2 separate regions of the Homo sapiens genome follow, and region 2 is linked to region 1. A link is an interaction called in ENCODE POLR2A ChIA-PET data of the cell type or tissue named here. Cell type or tissue: MCF 10A. All regions are shown on one strand.

The links. Peaks named below come from ENCODE experiments on the same cell type or tissue, not always from the same donor. Only the 100,000 strongest peaks of a DNase experiment are listed, where the experiment ranks them.
Region 2: POLR2A ChIA-PET joins it to region 1 with 5 read pairs; 2 of 35 experiments call an interaction of 5 or more read pairs at or near these places.

What each region holds. Positions count from the first base shown.
Region 1 is chr1:232,890,272-232,892,771 of GRCh38, reverse strand. The region is part of intron 4 of LOC101927711 (a long non-coding RNA gene); the gene reads right to left. Among named protein-coding and RNA genes, the nearest start is that of NTPCR, 59 kb to the left of the region's middle. In MCF 10A, no CTCF peak of the experiment used is centred here; DNase peaks (open chromatin) are centred at 911 and 1,441.
Region 2 is chr1:232,965,949-232,968,448 of GRCh38, reverse strand. The region is part of intron 3 of NTPCR (nucleoside-triphosphatase, cancer-related); the gene reads right to left. Among named protein-coding and RNA genes, the nearest start is that of NTPCR, 17 kb to the right of the region's middle. In MCF 10A, no CTCF peak of the experiment used is centred here; no DNase peak of the experiment used is centred here.

The sequences.
Region 1 (2,500 bases):
AGCTTGCAGAGGCTGCTCACATTCCTTGGCTCATGGCCCCTTCTCACATTGGTAAAGCCAGCAATGCCAGGTTGGGTACTCTCATCACATCACTCCAACTTTACTCCCATCATCACAGATCCCTCTGACCCTCCTCTTTTGCCTCCTTCTTCCATTTATATGAACTCTTGTGACTACATTGGGCCCACTCAGATAGTACAGAATAATCCCCCCATCTCAGGGTCATCAGATCCATAATTTTAGCTACATCTGCAGCCTTCATTCTCCTTTGCCATATCACCTAACAGATTCACTGATTCCAGGATGGGACATCTTTGGGGACCAGTATACTGTCTATCACTCTGAACAAACCATGCCCTTGTTCTGAGAACCACTTCTTCCTCATGTGCACTGAAGCCTGGAATTTTAATGTTGGAGAGCTATTCCTTTTTGTTAAAGTACTCTGAGGGAGATACGACTGAGCCTTTGAGACCCTTCAATTATTTAGCTCCTGTAATTCCGACTTTCATATTCTAAGGTAAATGAAAGAGAATTACAACCTGTACAAGTAAGTATAGATGAACTCGTATCTTCCTCCAAGATTCATAACCCTTCAGCCCCGGGACTTGTAGAGCTTATTTTTGTTTGTTGAGACTGTTGCAAGCTATTTACAAACTATGAGTCTTCAGCTCTCTTGAGCTAATATTAGGATTCAGGTCACATAACTGTCCACAGAAAGACACAAATTGAACCATGTTGCTTCTATTGAAATCCTAAGAATTCTAACTGCATTTTTTTAAAAAACTTTCTTTTACTATTTTTTTCTTAATTTCATGATAGGTATTAACTGCATCTTAAAACCTATAGTGTTTGCAAGTGAGACTGTTATTGTGAAAGAAGCATGCACTTTTGGGGCTAATAGATCTAAGTTGAAATCCCATCTCTATGATTCATTATTTGTGCAATCTTTTTCCAGTTATTTCAGCCTTCTCAACCTCAGTTTCTTCATCTGTAACATGTGTTTTTTACATACATTGTAGGGTGGTTCTGAGGACTATAGATAATATTTTAAAAACACTTCTAGTAGTTCATGTTTAGTAAGTAGTCGTGATTATTTATCCTCCAAGTATATATGCGCACTCAACAGAGTAGGCCCATCTTCCAAGCTGGCCTCTGTGAGGAATACAAAAGGTACAGAAGACACCTGCCATGTGAGGCAGTTGGGGCACTGTGATAAGAATTATCAATTAAAGCAAAAAAAAAAAAAAAGGGAGGCATATGATCTTGATCAGTTTTTTTTTTTTCTGGGCTTTAATGTCCTAATCTAAAAAATAACAACTAGATTAGATAAACCACAATGTTTCCTCCAGCAACGACTTTCCGTTGTGCTAAGAAGCACCCTCACTGTTGGTACGTATGACTAATCCATGAAATAAATAGGAATTTAACCAACTGAAAATGCTAGCTATGTAGGAAACCTCAGAGGCACAAGCCAAGAATGAAAAGTTGATCTGTCTAGTGCTAACCTCATAGCTGGAGCTGAGGACCTTGCAAATGACTTAACTGTCATTCAACCACATCACTTTTAGTGCCTCCTTTGGACTTGCACTGTATCCTGGGGCCAAAAGGCACTGTGAACTGGAACAAAATGGTAGGCAGCTGATTTAAGGAGAAATTGCACACAAAACACATAGGAGGCCGTCGCTTCAGCCACAAAAGTGCACCAAAGGGAAGCATTTAATACTGCCAACTGAGTGTGGAGCTAAATTATAGCCACTGGAATGCCATCGGTGCTGAGTTAGTCATCCAACACTAATGAAAATCTTCCATTTGTTCACAATATTTTCTGATATCTTTCGCTTTTTGTCCTTCTCTTTAGGAAATAATAGGACATTTTCAACTTGAGTGCTGTTGTATTTGAGGTTTTCTTTTAATGTACAATTTTCTACCAGATCACAGCAAGAGTAAATTATATGTCAACCAATGATTTCATAACAAAGGTAATTTCCATTTGATGAAAGGAACAAAAGGTGGCAATGTAGTCAAGAACATCCTTTTATGCAAAGTGACGGGCTCAAGTACAAAGCTTAGGAGGATCAAGCCCAGAAACAGCTACAAGAGACAGGCTGTGAATTTGAGGCTGCCTATAGTGACAGCTCCCTGAGAGGATGAGAAGGGCCAGGAAGAGGAACCTGGGGAGGCTGACCGACATTTCTTTGTGTAAGTACTAATGGGAAAGCTAGCAAACTCAAACTCCATGGAAAATAAGAGTCCATGCCTGATATACACAAATACAGAAGAGGTTGTCATACATGTGGAATTTCAACAGTTTGAGAATGCAGAGCGCTTAGTTGATAGAGATGCACAATAAACGTTAGCTGGCAAATAGTCCCTGTTTATTGAGTCAACCCAGTTGTGTTTTCTCTCAGTGTCCCATTGGGAGGCCCTGGAATCAGAAATTACCTGCCCAGCTGGGCGTGGTGGCTCACGCCTGTAATCCCAACACTTTGGGAGGCTGAGG
Region 2 (2,500 bases), 76 kb before region 1:
GGAATAGACAAGATAAGATAGTGGGTGTCTAAACCCCAGTTGTGATTGCACGGAAGCAGTACAGCAGTGTTTTTCAGACTTTTAAGTAAACAGTACTCTATTTTCCTACTGCATATTGTACACTTATGAAATATTTTTCCATTCATTTTATTAGCTAAAAGATCAATAAGGAGTCCACTGTAATCACCCAAGAGAGGTCTGAACAATCTCCGCACTTCTGTGTTTCTGACATGCTTCATTTTTGCCTCTCTATTAAGTTTATCTGTACACACGCCTGGTCTCCCCACTTAGGGCAGGTACATGGTTGTCCTCGTCCGCATCCTTCCTGGGGAACTCACCGATGTCCCAGAGCTGAGAAGTGGGGAGCTGAAGGAGCAATGTCACCCTCCACTGGTGGGGTCGGGGAGAAGGGCAGAGCATCTATGAAGTAAGTCACTACTTATTCCAAGTTTTTCCTCCAAAACGAAAGCCATATTTGGGAGAAATAAAACAGCTATCAACCACCTGTCTATGATAATAAAAACAGACAACTGTACAAGAAGGTTTCTGTCTTCCTGGGGGCATGCCACTCCAACTGACCCGACTGTTCCCAAGTGCTGTGGACATTTTGCTGCCCCCAGAGACGAAGAGTAATTGTGGATGCCATTCCTCTGGAGGCTGTCATCTAAAAGCCAAAATAAAACTTATTCTGGCACCTCAAAATGAGTTTTGGAAGGTGCCAAATCAGACAAGAAGTGATATGAAAGAATGTGTGTACACATGCACATGTATTTATTTGACTATATACATGAGGGTAGTAAAATGCACGTGGCCATGTGTAAATACACACGTACAGGTAGAAAGTGTGTGGCTCTTCAACAACCAGCCTTCCTGCAATCCTCTAGAACATTCACCAGTGAAAGCTCATCAACATTTATTTAAGTTTCAGCACAAAAGAATTTGGACACACATGTATACATTACTTTCTACCAATTGGAAATCCTCATTTTAAAACCTTAGCTTACATAAAATCCTCAATCTGTCCAGAATTGGGGAATTTTATAATCCAAGAACTTCAGGAATCTCAAAAATAAATCTGTGATTTTTAATTAAAAATGCAAGTTATTCATATTCAGTTGAGAGAAAGATGTCAGCTGCTGAGCCACTCTGAAGCATGTAGACACTCAGCCTGCTTTTCTAAATAGTACAAGATCATACACTCAAGGTCTTAAAAAAAGAACCACTATAACGTGTAACATGGTTTTATTTCTATATAAATTCAAGCAACTTTAGAGGGAAACAAAGAAATAAGTAAGTAAACAAACATTCACCCCCTTTACATTGTTCTAAATTGATAGAGACACAGACTTAGAACAATAGGGGCCCAGGTTTGAAGATGGTCAGGAACCCCTCCCCAACCCCCAGTGTGAGGAGAGTCCTAATGAGCTCCCAGAGAAACTCCACCTACAGCTGCTGGAGTAAGGAGTGTGTAAAAACTGTAGGTGGCTCTCAGCCACGTGGTCAGAATCACGATGTACACACCATCTGGGGTGTACACACCAACTGGGGAGCACCCTTTCCTCCCCTCACAGCCTCTCCTCAGAGAACAACCCAGGCAGCATTGCTTCCTAGTGCCACACCTCAGTCCTATGTAACACACTAGCCTTCCTGGCCACACCCCTCACAGGCTTCCACTTCAGCTGATTATAAATGTTCAGCCATGAAGCGCACTTTTAGTTTCCCTGTTCCGGGAGAGAAGATATTTCCTTAGATAGAGTCCTAAAATTGACCAGCCAGGGATAAGAGAAGCTACGAATAATTTTATAACTTTGGTTACACTCACCTAGTTTGCTTTCCAGAAAGATTAGAACAACAAATATCTTCGTACCAGTTATATCAGAGACCTGAAAATAGTGTGATTTTTTTGGGTCCTTTATTTTTATATGTACTTTTAAAAATACAAAGAACATATAAATATAAAATAATTTCATTTAACCAAAATATCAAACTGAGAGCAAGCTAATCCAAGTGGTCTTTGCCTTATTCTGAATTATTTGCATAATAAATGTTTCCAGTGGTATTAATGTTAATTTTAGGAGGACTGTTTGGATTGTTTTATTTTAATATCAGACACACAGACTAGCTCCTGAGCTTACCCACCTGGGACAGCAAGTATGGAAAGTCATGAAAGTGAATAAGGAGTGTCTCTCAGAAGTTAGGCAGCAAAACTGCAGCCCTTCGCCAAACAGCAGCAAGTTCTAGGGAAGCAGAAAGGCAAATGGTGCTAACAGCAGCCATCTCTGAGCCAGCCCACAATTCCTCACCCACTGAAGTTATTAGCTAAAAATGCAGGGCTCCGGTCATATTTTATGTGTGTTTATTCCAAGCCTTCAAGTCTCATAATCCCTTTGCTGTCTGGTGGCATATGGACTGTGAGTCTCCAGGGCATAGCCAGGACAAGGTGTCTAGACTGCCCGATGGCGCCTGGTAACCCGGCCCTTCCCCAGTCAAGAATACTCCG